Linked DNA regions of Mus musculus: region 2 is linked to region 1. Evidence: chromatin loops called from intact Hi-C (ENCODE). Cell type or tissue: left cerebral cortex. All regions are shown on one strand.

The links. A loop is a pair of places that touch in the nucleus more often than their neighbours do. Peaks named below come from ENCODE experiments on the same cell type or tissue, not always from the same donor. Only the 100,000 strongest peaks of a DNase experiment are listed, where the experiment ranks them.
Region 2: a loop joins it to region 1, with 9 times the contacts of the local background. A loop is called at or near these places in 2 of 42 quality-filtered maps.

Annotation. Positions count from the first base shown.
Region 1 is chr4:25,796,219-25,804,218 of GRCm38, reverse strand. Fut9 (fucosyltransferase 9) reads left to right here and starts at 4,216. Exons shown (of 3, transcript NM_010243.3): 1 at 4,216-4,630. In left cerebral cortex, a CTCF peak has its summit at 4,044; DNase peaks (open chromatin) are centred at 5,028, 5,586, 6,575, 7,893 and 3 more places; H3K4me3 peaks cover 4,539 bases; H3K27ac peaks cover 4,187 bases.
Region 2 is chr4:26,065,190-26,073,189 of GRCm38, reverse strand. No RefSeq gene overlaps it. Among named protein-coding and RNA genes, the nearest start is that of Gm24965, 130 kb to the right of the region's middle. In left cerebral cortex, no CTCF peak of the experiment used is centred here; DNase peaks (open chromatin) are centred at 2,360 and 3,539; H3K27ac peaks cover 1,776 bases.

The DNA of each region.
Region 1 (8,000 bases):
CACTTCTTTTCTGAACCCTGCCCCCTATATCACCACTTACTATTTTTCTTATCATCATTCTCTAAAACCTTGCATTTCTGTCTGTGGTTTTCATGCTTAGAGGCAAGTCCTTTGCTACACCTTTATAAAGATTCATGTCAGAATATTAAAACAGTTTTTCAACTTCTCCATAGCAACATTTTTATAGTATAACATTTTTAACAACTGACTTATTTCAGCTCCTCTCAAGGATTTTCTTGTTTTTCTATTGATACTGTGTCTATTTTTAGCTCTTCAACATCAACTAAATTAACATATTGTTCATCAAAGTGAGAAAAGGAATCTGTATCTCCAGATTTCCCAAGTCTCAGTAAGCAGCTACTACTTGCAGTCACTGCTCCTGTCTCATCATTCCCTATCCTGTGTCTGTCAGAGATTTACAGGTGGGGTCTCATCTCTCAGAGACTGTGGAGAAGGAAACAATGCAGGTTTCTGCAGCCAGTGTGGTCATCTAGCTTTAGCAGACTCCCCTGAGGCCTGTGCTTTTTCTTTTGTAGTCATCGACCAATTCTTGTTCATAAGTACATTGTGCCAAGGAACATAAATTTCCCCTTCCCAAGTGAAATTCTCAGTTTTCTGAAGTACAGGTCTGTCTGTACATTCTTAGAGAAGATGACATTGGGACCACTCTCAGCAACCCCACCCCTTTCAAGTGACATTTACATTTGATCTTGGCATTTTTGATAAGTTTTTCATGTCTATTCAAACAACCACATTCCAGTTCCTGGCCCCCATAGGTTTGTAGAAACACATTATGGGGCCATTCTTAACTATAGTATAATGCAAAATTACATTTAGTCCAACATCAAAAGTTTCCATAGTCCACAACAGTCTTAAGGATGTAAAGAATCCCTAGTTCAAAATATCTTCTGAGATTCTTGCAATCTTTTAACTGTAATCCCCTATAAAATTAAAAGCAAAAAGCAGATGTCAGAATTCCAACATGTCATGACACAGGGTACACATTACCAATCTAAAAGGTTATAGTAAGGAAATACTGGACCATATCAAGATTAAAAACCAGCTGAGCAACCTCCAGACTCTGCCTGCCCATGTCTGATATCCAACTCCTTTCATTTTGTTGACTTCAACACAGTTGATTCTCTTTGGCTGGTTCCACACCCTGTTAGCAGCTTTCATTAGCATGTATCCCATAGCTCTGGCATCACTAATATCTCCAGTCTCCAAGGCAACTTCAATTTTACAACTACTTGTTCCAATGTATTGAAACTACACATGATCTTCTGGACTCCTCCAAGGGACTTGAGTGACTTCTCCAGCTCTGCCCTCTGTAGCACTCTAGTTCACTCCATTCTACTGCTGCCGCTGTTCTCTGTGGGTATTCCATGGTACTGGCATCTCCAATACGCTGGAGTCTTTTCCTGCAACTAGACATCACCAAAAACCTCTTATAGGCTCTCCTCATGGTACCAAACATCAAATTTTTTGCATGACCCCTTCAGTCCTGGGCCATCAACTGCAATTGAGGCTGTACCTTCACTAATGGCTGTTGCTGGCCTTTTACAGTGTCAGGCCTTAGCTGCTCTCCATGACCACTTTGTGTCTTCAAATCCAGTACCATCTCAAACTAGAGGCAAGAGGCAGAGAGCACACTATAGATGGTAGAAGATTTTTTTAAAACCTCATGCCCACCCTTACTAACATGCCTCATCTAACAAGGTCATATTCCTTAATTCTCCCCTAATAGTTGCAACCACTGGAACCCAACAAAATTTATTAGCCTAAGGAGGTTCCTCTCACTTAAACTACTACACTTATAAAAAACACAATCAAAGGATATGAAATTGAGGTGGGGATAGGGTTAGATTATGGAAGGATTTAGGAGGTAGGGGTTAATAATACAATATATTGTATGAAAGCCCAAAAGTCTCAACTATATGAAAATTATATAAATCACTACATTAAAGTCGGGGATATCCTAATCATATATGAGGAAATTTGTTTTTTGTTGTTATTTTATTTATTTACATTTAAAATGTAAATCTGCCCATGTGATTCCCTCTCCCCTTTGTCTGGAAGTTTGTACTTTATTAATTCTCAGTAACCACAATTAATTAAACAGTTACTGCCATTTGCAAACTTCATGATTCATCTCTGAGTAAGAGTGCTGAGTGGGATATTATGCTTCATCAATCATTACCTTTCCATGTTCTTTAAATGATTAATAATCGGTGGGTCTACCTGGTGTACTGCTGTGTGTACATGCTGGACACAGCAACATGTGCTCTAGAAGCTGAGGCGTCTGGCCCATTGGCCCTTACTGAATAGATGGTCCTCTTATTCTGATCATCAAAAAGACATGAAACCAAATGTTTTCATTGGCATGCATGCTGAACATGAAAGAGTCTAACAAGTTAGAGACACTGTCAAATAGTAACTTATCACTAAAATTTAACTTTTATTTTTCTTCAAGTAAAACAATACAGGAAGAGATAGAAGTTTTTCAATAATATGTAAGGCTGACTTGTTGCAGTAAAAATGTTTTTCACACTGCATTCATAACTGAGAAAGCATTTATTTTAATATGAGTACATTTGTTATATAAGGCATAATTATGTAAAGTAAAATGTCTAAATTATTTTAGAGACTAAGATCCTTTAGCACATGAAGATTTCTACATTCAGAAAAGCAGTGTGAGCCCATGGACACATGCTTGGTGCACATACACACACACACACACACACACGCGCGCGCGCGCGCACACACACACACACACACATGCACACACACACATGCACACACACATGCACACACACACACGCACACACCCACACACACATGCACACACACACATGCACTCACACACACATGCACACACACACATATGCACACACACCCACACACACACCCACACACACATGCACACACACACATGCAACACACACACATGCACACACACACACACACACATGCACACACACACACACATGCACACACACACACACACACACACACACACACACACACACACCCCAGAACTTCCTTTCTCCAGTGCTCTGCTAAGAAGTACAGGGATACTTACTGTATCATTTGAAGAGAGTTTAACTAGACTACTTTTTCTACCTGTATCATTACACACATCATCCACTTGCTTCCTGTCTGCTGCCTATTTCCAATCAGAATGCGAAGATTATGAAACAAAATCAAGGTTCACAGAAATCAGTCAGCGATACTCTGATTGTCGTTATATTTACTAAATGTGTGAATTTATTCCTTGATTCTTGAGTGTAAGAGGAGCCCCTAAATATACTTTCTATATGTATTTGAATCGTAGTCTAAAAGTAAATTTCGAGGATTGACTTGTAGTCCAACAAAATAAACAAAAACTTTGCAAAGTGGAGCTCTATCTATCTATCTATCTATCTATCCATCCATCTATCCTTTCTTTCTCTCTCTTCCTTCTTCCTTCCTTCCTTCCTTCCTTCCTTCCTTCTTTCCTTCCTACCTTTCTTTCTGTCTTTCTATCTATCCATCCATGTATCTATCTATCCATCTATCTTTCTATGTGTCTATCTACCTATGAATTTATATTTTAATGTTGCTTACAGAGAAGAGTCAATTCTGAGCACAACACTGCCCTTCACATTTACAACCTTCCCAAATCACTGAGAATTTGGTTCCAGACAATCTGCCCCTCCTATTTTAGTTTAATTTTAATCACCCCCCAACCTGACCCCGGACTTTAGCTGGTCAACCCCAGTGAAGAACAAACACAGGCAGCAGATACAAGGGACTGGAGAAGGTTGCCTGCATTGAGCTCCCTGCTGTCGCCTTCTGGCTGGACAGTCCGTGCCAAATAGCGCCTGGGGGGTGGGGGTGGGGGACAGCAATAAGGAACTGACAGAAGCGGTTGCTGCAAGTCCACAGTTTGACCTAAAAGGAGAGTGGAGGAGGGTGGCAGACTAAGAGTCTGCATATCGGAGACGCAGCAATGGAACCAGTGGCTATGTGTGCGCGCACAGGTGCCACAGGCCTGGAGAGCAATGCTGTGTCTCTGCAGCCTCCCGACTCAACACACGCGGTGGCTTGCTGAAACTGCATCCGCAGCCGAGCGTGGGTACTCCCAGGCACAGTCACCGGAGGAAGAGCCAAAGGAAAGGGCGCGAAGGGGGTTAGCATGGAGCGGCAGGGTATTGGGGCAAGACCCACAGGCTCATTTTGGAGCTCCTCTGGTGGGAACCTGTACCCGGCTGCTATGCTCCTCCCTTCTCTTCCCAACTCTCGGTGATCATCTCCATCTCCCCTCGCGCATCCCTTCCCCCCTCCCTGCTTTCTTTGCTCTCCCTCCCTGCCGCGTGCCTGCTCCCCTCCCCCTCTCCTGGCTGCTCTGGGCAGCAGCAACCTCGGCAGCCCGGGAGATGGGAAGAGAGCGCGCGGGGCGCTGCAGCTCTGGAGCCCTGGATCTTTCCTCACCCGGTGCCTTGAGACCCCGCCGCCGCTCTCGCCTCTTGGCTACCCCCGGACTCCGGCTACGCTACTAGGACAGCGCCGCCACCACCGCCAGCCCTCGTCCCGCCCGCGCCGCGCTGCCCTCCCGCGCCCTGGATGGAGCTTTCCCTCGCTGGGATCGGTGAGTACCAGAGACTCTAGGGGGTCAGGCACAGGACTGAGCGCCCACCGTACATCGTTAGATGAGGCACCCCGACCACCTGCTGGGTACCCTCCTGGCACAGGTCCCCGGGGACATTTGGTTTTAACTCAACCAGCTTGGAACTTGAACCCTTTCTCTTCCAGAGATAGCTGCTTGTACATCTTAGTCCCTTGTCACCCTCCTGCCCTCCCGCTGCTACCCTCATTCCCCGGGCAGATAGCCTTCTCCTGGTGTCACTTCAAAGAGAGTCATTGCTGCCCTTGTTGTCCCCAGGTTTTTGTGAATTCTGTCTTCTGCCTAGCGCTCGGACCTAGGTTTCTCCACAAAGTCCTCCTCTGACCCACCTTCCCTCAAAGCCTGACCACAGAGTCATTGGTCCTGCCATCCCGTTCCTCCTCAGAGACTTAGTGAATGCTGACCTCATTGCTTCCACATGATGCTGTCTTGAAGCTTTTCTGACACTCACCTCCAAACCCACACTGACACGCGGTGTGTTCTGTTTATTGTGTCTCTGCACCTGGGCTATTAAGGTGATAATCAACCATGGAAAGAGGACAAAAACAGGAAATCTTTTGGGACTAAACTTTTTGTCATTGTTTCAAAGTGCCCAACTATTTACATCGCTTAGATTCCTTCTTGTCTGAGGGCTTGTCCGCTGAGCACAAGGAAGGGCCCATATTATTTTACCTGTTATCACAGAATCTACCTTTTTTTCAGGTTTAGAGCAGAGCACCTTACACAGTCCAGCTGTGAATCTCCCTAAGCTACGCCACCAAATCTCGGCGGCAACTTTTAAGGATAGGCAGCTTTTTTAAAAAGAGGTGGAACCAGACATACCGTTTACAATCGCTTTATTATTGTTGTTATGATTTTAAATTTCAATAAGTTAAAGCCCTTATTTCCTTTGTGTTTATTGACCTAAGAGCGGAAGGTTGTACAGAGAACTTCCACACCACGCGCTTCAGGGGCGGTGTAGGTGTAGTCTCTAGCTATCCTAATGAGTTTCCTGAATGCAGCAGACCTTCCTGCTGGAATCAGGCTTATCATTTGTGGTTAGCTTGAACAAAAATAAGCATTGTGTTCAAAGAGTGAATCTGACGGGGAGTGGAGGGTTCCTGTGAACAGGAAAGGAGGTGATTTAAATACTAAAATTTGTATTCAAGATTCCTCTGTGCTGTAGTGAAAAGCAAGATCCCATACAACTTATGATTTACATTCAAACAACTTGTAAAATATTGTGTGGCGGCATCTTACTGCACAGACGTGAACATAGGGTTAATGTTTAAGGAAAATTGGGAGTATTCAAAGAAATGTAAGAAACTTTGAAGGGGAATACCCTATTTAAGAATGGACTGTGTGAATAAGTGTTTTGATATTACTGTAAGCAATTTAGGGGGAATGAGACTTGACTTGCCATTCTCCTGTTTGCAGTTGGTGGAGAGGATGATGTTTTCAGTCCTCTTCTTGGACAGGCGATTCTCCCTCTATATAAAATAGAAAGGGAAATTTGATCAAATATACGATGAGTTTGTTTACCAATGATTACCTTTAAAATCCCACCTTTCCCATTGTCAAGCATTTTATTTCACTTTGCTTTCTTGGTAGTCCTTGTCTCAGGGCAGGAGCAAAGTGACCAGCAGTGGTTTTCAGCAAATGTGTTCAGCTGCACCAAAATTCACGAGGGCCAGGTGTACTACTGTTGGTTTCCTAAATACAGAAATTTGCCTAATTAACCTTACTGTTGGACTAAGAAAAATACTCAAAACTATGTATTTAAGTTTGCAACTGCTGCAGACATTCACATATGGCATGCCGAGTGGACAATAGGCGACTTAGAAGATGAATTAAAGAATCTTTTAAATTTCCCTCTGGAGATATTTGTATTTTGTTTAGCAATAGGGTAATTGGTATGTACAGTATATCCAGCAATAATGAGTCTTCACTGAATAGATACGTCACAGTTGAACGAAGCAGAGCTTGGAGTAATGCTGAATGCTCTGTTTTTGTGGTAAGCAGAAGTTGAGATCAAAGCATTCTAACAGCATTGTAGTTTATGTCAAAATATTAACACTGCCTAAGAATCATCTATGAACATGAAAATGAATTTCTCATAAAATAGAGCAGAGGTTCTTGTTATGGATTCTTATACAGAAGTCAAAACCCTTCTGGATTTAAAGGTCCTGTAGTTAGGAAGACTCTGCAAAATCATCAAATATAACAGATGAAGAGACAGGAACACCAGTATTGGAATGGTGCATTGGTGAGTGTGTGATGCTCTTCTTTACATTGCTACCAAGAGGACAGGTGTAAAGTCAATATTTGCCTTGGCAAAGGGGATTAGCAGTTGTGTAAATGACACAGGAATTTCATCAACAAGTTGCCTTTAGTCCATGCATGGTTTTACTGAGAATGTAAGGTGAAGAGATAAAGGCTGAGGGAGATGACGAACATGGGGTGAAAATAAAGAACCTGTGACCACCAGCTTGAAACTTACCCAGATGACGATAACTGAGCACAATCCCTAAAGTTTTAGGTAGTAGCTGTTTCCCAATGTGATTTTTCAGAAGCCTCCTTTTTTTTTTTTAGGAAAAAAAACTAACACAACATTTTCTCCTTTTTATGAAGTGATTATTTCTAGAATCTGAGATGCAAAGGCAAACTCATGTAATCTGTCTAAGTGAACTGAGTTCTAAACAAATTTAAAACCAAGACTTTGGACAAGGAATGTATAAACTAATGCTTAAATTTACAATGTTTGATGGAGGTAAATATCTCATGCTGGCGAATTTACATTGGTGAACATCTTACTCGATTTTATGTACATTTACATATGATTTAATTCACAAAAGTCTGTATATTAAAACACAAACATTTTCTTAGCTGAAAAAGCAGCCAATGGAATGGATAGCAAGTCATTATATAAGCGCTTTTTTTTGTAGGTTTTTTTTTTTTTTAGCTTCAGTATATACAGTAATATTTAACAACAAGCCTTCTTAGAAAACAAAGAGTGATCATTTCTATGCTAGCTTCCTGTCTCAACCACAGTCTCACAGGTTTTGAGGACGTGTGATTATGACTTCTACATAATGGAGTCTCATGTTTCATTCCTGTAATTCTGGTGTTTGGGAGACTTGAGACTGGAAGGATATCCTTTCAAAGTTAACCTGGGCTGTACTGGGAATCACTCATTCAAAATGACAAAAGGAAAGCTCAAACCGACAAAAGACATTTAAATTTTGTGCTGGGGCTTGTGGCTACTGGAGACCCACTTCCATTCATTTTATTGCAAATGGATGACACTGAAGTTAGGTGTGGATGGGAGAATTTGAAGGGCATTCTGCTTCTGTTA
Region 2 (8,000 bases), 270 kb before region 1:
GGGACTTGAATTCCTAATCTCTTCAATACCTTTAATATGAAGGGGTGTTGTATTTTGTAAAATGCTTTTTCAGCATCTAAGTAGATGTTCATGAATTTTTTTCTTTGAGTTTGTTTACACGGTATATTATGTTAATAAATTTTCATACATTGAACTAACCATGCAGCCCTGGGCTGAAGCCTAATTTATTGTGGTGAATAATGGTTTTGAGAGTTCAAGACGCTAGCCACCAAAAAACCAACAACATAAACAACTAGATAGAGAATTTGCAGCAGAGGAATCTGGAATGGCTGAGAAGCACTTAATAAAATATAATAAAATATACTGTGTTTTAATTCATAAGCTATGCCAAAGAACAAATAAAACTAACCAAAGGAGGATAAGTATGCAATTGATTTTGAGAAAGCTTATAATTTTAGAGCTATTACCAAGTTGAATATTGCAAATATTCTTTTAAAAATATTAAAAAAAGATATGAGAATAAACTTAGATTTTTATTAATATGTGGCACTCTGAGGATGCAAACAGTAGATAAGCATGAAGATAAGTTCTTAGTTAGAGTTGGAGTTTCGATTAGGATCTTATTTAGGAGATGGGCTTTTGGGGGGCATTGGATGGGTTGATGCATCCTTTCAATGCATTAGATAATCTAGTGTGACTGCCACGAGCCATGTGCACAGGAGCTTTAGTCACCTAGGCCCAACATGTATTTATCAACATCCAATCCGTGATTTCATCTAATTATATCTGGCTACTTACCTCTCACATCAAAATGCCAAAAGGAGGTACACTAAAACTTAGCATTAAATATCAGCATGACAGGAATGAATGAACCAGACAAGTAGTATTACTCTTTGAAAGAGTAGAGGATTCAAAGCGCATAAGATCATAGTTTGATTAATCTCTTTGAAGTATAACAACCTTTCAGAATATGAAAGAGAAAAAAAACTAGAAGATTTATCTGTGTTACACATGACCCTGGGTCTTATTCAGGCTACAGTGCTTTCTATGAGTTAGGGATGAATTTTAAAGCATAAAAAATAGCATGTTCTGAATTCACAACAGGACACGTGTACACCAAAATTAACTAAGAAGGAACCAGGGACAGTTTTGGCTATAAACCACTGTCACATTATTATTTTATTATTTCCTTTTTATAGATGTTAATATAATTATATTACTTCCATCTTCCCCTTTTCTCCCCCTAAACCCCCTGGTAACTCCTTGATCTTTCTGAAATTCATGGCAGCTTTCTTTCATTAATTGATGTTCTCTACACTCGTAAGTTCTCGCTGCATGAATGCCTACCCATGAGATAAACAACAAAGCAACAGCAGATATACGAACATGAGATCTGAGCCACCAACCAGGCAGCATACAGTAGCTAGTCTAAGGCCCCCAACATATATTCAGCAGAAGACTGCCTGTTTTGGCCTCAGTGGGAGAAGACTTGAGGCCCCAGGGGGTGGGGAACCTGGGGGGCAGAGGGACATCCTCTTGGAGACAGTGGGGAGGAGGAAAGGGATGAGGCACTGGGGGAGAGCAGATAGGAAGGTGTCTTAGTCAGGGTTTCTATTCCTGCGCAAACATCATGACCAAGAAGCAAGTTGGGGAGGAAAGGGTTTATTCGGCTTACATTTCCATACTGCTTTTCATCAGCGAGAAAGTTGGGACTGGAACTCAAGCAGGTCAGGAAGCAGGAGCTGATGCAGAGACAATGGAGGGATGTTCCTTACTGGCTTGCTTCCCCTGGCTTGCTCAGCCAGCTCTCTTATAGAACCCAAGATTACCAGCCCAGAGATGGTCCCACCCACAAGGGGCCTTTCCCCCTTGATCACTAATTGAGAAAATGCCTTACAGCTGGATCTCATGGAGGCATTTCCTCAACTGACACTCCTTTTTCTGTGATAACTCCAGCTGTGTCAAGTTGATACAAAACTAGCCAGTACAGAAGGGGTGCAACAACTGGATTATAAAAAAATAAAAGTAACAAATAACAGCAAAAAAGAGGTTCAGTAGCTCATTCTAAAGCATATTTCAGTATTACTGTGTATCAAACAAAGCGGCTATACATTTTACATATGCAGTTACTAGTTAGCCTAAGATAGATTCCACTACCTACCATACTCATTTTAAATCAAGGTAGGAGATGCAAAATAAGTGCTCAACTATCTGATTCTAAAGCTTTAAAAGGGAAACTTCTGCTGTAGGAATAAAAGCTATGACTTGCCAACATTTAGATGATACTTAGGAATATGCTAAGATGAGATCATCAAAGAATGACTGAAAATAGCAATGAGATAAATGCCAAGGACAAAGTCTGCAGTCCTCCAGAGTTTAAAAGCTGGGCAAAATGAGAAAAAATAGCAGGAAAGACTTAGCTGGAGTACTGAGAGTGCCAAGAGTGGCTTCTCTTGGAAGCCATATGATTCAGGGTATGCTACAAAAGTAGAAAGAAGATGGAATAGGAGAGAAAGCATGAGAGGGAGAAAGGGTGAGCAGAGGTGGCAGCTTAGGAAATTGTCTCACAATTTGTAGAAGTTGACAAATTGGAAAGGAGGGTAGATCCAGGGGAAATGGGTTGATTGGATGCTGTGACCCAGAGTAATTTTAGTCTGAAGGCAGTATCTCTTCTTTAGGAGAGCTTGAAGTTTTTCCTAAAACTCAATCACGATGAGACTTTCCTATGTGGTAGAACTAAACTCAGCTTACTAAGTTTATATTTGTGAGTGCTTGTGTGTGTGTGTGTGTGGGGGGGGTGCTTCAGAAGATAACTCATAAAAGTTTGTTTTATCCTTCCACCATACAGGTCTCAGAGACTGAAGTCAGGTTGTCAGCCTGTATGGCAAGAGCTTTTGCCTTCTGAATCATTGTGCAGGCTCTGGTCTACTGATTTAAATACTAGTATTTCTAAACACATCAATATTATCATATAGGTATACAACTAACAGATTATTATAATAGTTTGGTCTAGCTAAGCCAACACACAAACTTTACCATATCCACACACCATTGAAAATTGAGAAGGATTAAAGGAGGAAGTACTTTGATAATCAAATACTATCAAATGCTGGAATAGATAAAGTAAGATTGAGTAAGGGTTGAAATTTAAAATGACCACTTGTATTAGTAAAACAATGTTTGTGTGGCTTACAGGGTGACTCATTTTAGCAAGGATTGCAGAGTGTAAATGAAAAAAAAAATTCAAAGAGGGACACAGGCCGAGTCATAGCAAAGTGTTCCTCCAGGGGTTTTACAATGCCATAAATAGCACAGACGCTTGATTGAATGGCATGCCTGAGAAAGCTTTGGCTTATTTTTACTAAGAGAAATAAAATCTTTGCTGATTGGAATGACCTGGTGAAGAAAATAGAGAAATTCATATCTTGAATAGTTGAAAAAGAAGAAAGGAATAAATTTAGAATAGTGTTCATGAGAACTGGGTGGATGCTGGATATTGAGGATGCACATGGGGATGATGTGTGTTGGTGGATTTAAAAAGACCTCATCTGGCTCTGTCTCAGGAGATTGCACAGGGCTGCACAGTCTGTGCAGGTGCACATTCCCAAATGCAGAAGAGCTGCCTGTGAACTCAATTCTCTGTAACTCGCATTGCGTAATCCTTAACAGTTCTATCTTTGCCTTTACTTTATGAGGTTTCTTGAGAAAAAAGAAACTTAAGTTTGAGAGGAGATATATAATTCTGCAGTCCTCCTTGTCAGCTCATCAGCACAGCCTTAGGGTCACATGTCAATACAGAATTCTAGCAGTACCATTAGTCTGTGGGGTCTATACAAAATCTAAAAGCTGTACAAAGTCAGGGATATAGTTAAGCCAAGATTCTATTACTATAGAAGTGAGTTCTTTTACCTCAAAAACTGCTGTAATGTGACAAAAACCAAGCAGAATTTAATATGCTTTTAATAACTTTATCTTCCAACATCTTTTCCTGTTGTCTTGGCAATAAAAATATCTGGAAGTGGCATACAAATAAAAGATTGCCTTTCCTTATCAGTAAACCACAGAGGGTGTTTAGAGTCTATCTGGGACCCTCCACCTCTAAGTTACTACTCATAGCCTAGACAGAGCATTTTCTTCTAGCCTGTAGAGAAATTTTAATCCAGAAAATGACTGCTCTGGCAAGGGATCAAAGACTTTCTAGATCTATATGATTCATCTGGAATGCAGAATACACTGGATTACAACATGATCTTTCTGTAATACAGACACAACCTTAGTATTCACTTTAATACCTATCAGTGAAGGTAAGGCTAGTTTGTCAAAGAAAGCAGCCATGTGTGAACATCTGACTGAGGGGAAGACAAAATGATGAATCAGAGAAAGATTTGACAGAGAGAGTCAGAGATAGGCTACATCCAACTCACCCGAGAGCAGCTCATGAAAGAGAGTCTACTTCAGAGCAATGAACAAGTAATCAGTGGTGTGGTGTGTGTGGAAGCTTTACCAGAACAGTTTCACAGAGAGATGTTTCAGAGAGAACAAGCTGAACACTGAGGAATACAAAACTAGCCAGAGAATGTTAAAGAGCCAGAATATTAGAACTTCTTCAAAAACTTAGTATGATGCTGTACTTTGCCCTACCTCTCCACTGGTAGTACACAGGTGTTGCTGCCATGCCACCAAGAGGAGGCAGAGAAAAGTAGAAAATGGGGAGTCTGCAATGGTTTCCCGTCTCCTCTCTGGGTACATGGATACTTCCAGCATACCTCCAGGAGAAGGAGTCAGAAACCAGGGGTCTGAAGTATAATTTTCCCTCTGGGTTTCTGCACCCCAGGAGAGAGAGGAGTTAGAGCCTAAGACAAGTAGAATCTGGTCTGACTTGGAGTGATGGTCCAGAGTAACAGAACAGCTAGAGGGGAGAAAGCCTTCTACACAAATGCTAGGCATAGCTCTTTAGTCAAAGACTTTCTCTCCATGATTCTTAATAAAGCATCTCTCTGAGATGATCCTTGCTTGCTCATATTGCTTTATTTTGTAGTGGAAGTAAAGGTATATATTTTATTCAATGTGAACCAGGATAGATATACATTTTGGGGCTAATAATTACCCAGGAAGGGAAGCTTGTTGCCAGAAGATAGAAAGACCTCCCATACTCATGGATCACTAGAATTAACATAGTGAAAATGGACATCATACCAAAAGTAATTTACATATTCAATACAATTACCAGCAAAATTCCAACACAATTCTTTGCAAACCTCGACAGAGCAATTCTCAACTTTATATGGAAAGAAAGAAAGAAAGAAGGAAAGAAAGAAAGAAAGAAAGAAAGAAAGAAAGAAAGAAAGAAAGAAAGAAAGAGAGAGAGAAAGAAACAATCAAAACAGGATAGCTAAAAATAATCCTGAACAAAAAGAACATTTTGGAAGGTATCACCATCCCTAACTTCAAACTGTAACACAGAGTAATAATAATAAAAAATGCATGGTACTGATATACAGACAGGTGGTTCAATGGAATCAAATCAAAGATCCTGAAATAAATCTATACACCTATGGACACCGGATTTTTTTTATAAAGAAGCCAAAACAATATAATGGGGAAAACAAAGTATCTTCAACACGTGGTGCTGGTCTAACTGGATGTCTGCATTTAGAAGAATGAAAATAGATCCTTATCTATCACCCTGTGCAAAACTCAAGTGAAAGTGGATCAAAGACCTCAACATAAAACCTAATAGAACAGAAATGGAGGAGTAACCTTTAACTCATTGGTGCAGAAGACTCCTTCATAAACAGAACACCAATGGCTCAGCTTCTAAGATAAATAATTGACAAATTGGACCTTATCAAGCTGACAAGCTACTATAAATCAAAGAACACTGTCATCAGGCCAAACGGCAGCCGGCAGATTGGGAAAGGATCTTTACCAACCCTGCATCAGACAAAGGTGACTAATATCCAAAATTTATAAAGAAGGTAAATACCAACAACCCAAATAACCCAATTAAAATTTGTGGTGCAGAGCTAAACAGAATATTCTCAACAGTGGAATCTTGAATGGCTTGGAAATATTTAAAGAAAAGTTCAAAGTCTTTAATCAGCACCCACCAGAATGGCTAAGTTCAAAAACTCAGGTAATAGCACATGCTAAGAAGGATCTGAGTCAGGGGAACACTCCTCCATTTCTGATGGGTCTGTAAACTTGTACAACCACTTCAGAAATCAACTTGAAGATTTCTCAGAAAATTGGGAATAGTTCTATCTCTAGGTCAAGGTTTACCACTCCTGCGCATAAACCTAAAAAATACCCCACTTTGCCACAGGGACTTTCGATCAACTATGTTCACAGCAACTTTATTTGTAATAGCCACAAACTGGAAACAATCTACATGTCACTAAACTAAATAATGAGTAAAGAATATATGGTACATGTACATAATGGAATACTAATAAGTTATTAAAAAACAAAGACAACATGAATTTTGTAAGCAAAAGGATGGAGCTAAGGGGATCTGCAACCCTATAGGTGGAACAACAATATGAACTAACCAGTACCCCCAGAGCTCATATCTCTAGCTGCATATGTATCAGAAGATGGCCTAGTTGACCGTCAGTGGAAAGAGAGGCCCATTGGTCCTGCAAACTTTCTATTCCTCAGTACAGGGGAATGCCAGGGCCAAGAAGTGGGAGTGGGTGGGTAGGGGAGTGGGTGGGGGAGGGTATGGGGAACTTTTGGGATAGCATTGGAAATGTAAATGAAGAAAATACCTAATTAAAAAAAAGAGTCCCTTCCAGTCCACTCCAGCACCGGGGTGCCTTGCCCAAGGAGTCTCCAGACACCCACAAAGACCCACACAGGATCACCCACAGGATCCTAAGACCACTGGTGAGTGGAACACAGCCTCTACCCCAATCCAATCATGTGGGACCTGAGACTGCATTAACTAGGGAAGCAGATAACCCGGCCTGATCAGGGGCACAAGTCCCTTCTGGTCCACTCCAGCACCGGGGTTCCTAGCACACGGAGTTTCCAGACACCCCACGAGGTCCTCACCGGACCCTCCACGGGATCTTAGGACCTCTGGTAAGTGGAACACAACTTCTGCCAGGAGGCAGGTTCGAACACCAGATATCTGGGCACCTTCCCTGCAACAAGAGAGCTTGCCTGCAGAGAATACTCTGACCACTGAAACTAAGGAGAGAGCTAGTCTCCCAGATCTGCTGATAGAGGCTAAGAGAGTCACCTGAGGAACAAGCTCTAACCAGAGACAAGTATAAAAACTAGCTTCAGAGATTACCAGATGGCGAACTGCAAACATAAGAATGTTACTAACAGAAATCAAGACCACTCACCATCATCAGAACCCAGCACTCCCACCCCACCTAGACCTGGGCACCCCAACACACCCGAAAAGCAAGACCCGGATTTAAAAGCATATCGCATGATGATGGTAGAGGACATCAAGAAGAACTTTAATAGCTCACTTAAAGAAATACAGGAGAACAAAGCTAAACAGGTAGAAGACCTTAAAGAGGAAACACAAAAATTCCTTAAAGAATTGCAAGAAAACGCGACCAAACAGGTCATGGAATTGCATAAAACCATCCAAGACATAAAAAGAGAAGTAGACACAATAAAGAAAATGCAAAGTGAGGCAATGCAGGAGATAGAAACCCGAGGAAAGAAATCTGGAACCATAGATGCCAGCATCAGCAACAGAATACAAGAGATGGAAGAGAGAATCTCTGGTGCAGAAGATTCCAAAGAGAACATAGGCACAACAATCAAAGAAAATAAAAAACACAAAAAGATCCTAACTCAAAATATCCAGGAAATCCAGGACACAATGAGAAGACCAAACCTACGGATAATAGGAGTTGAAGAGAATGAAGATTTTCAACTTAAATGGCCAGCAAATATCTTCAACAAAATTATAGAAGAAAACTTCCCAAACCTAAAGAATGACATGCCCATGAACATACAAGAAGCCTACAGAACTCCAAATAGACTGGACTAGAAAAGAAATTCCTCTCGAC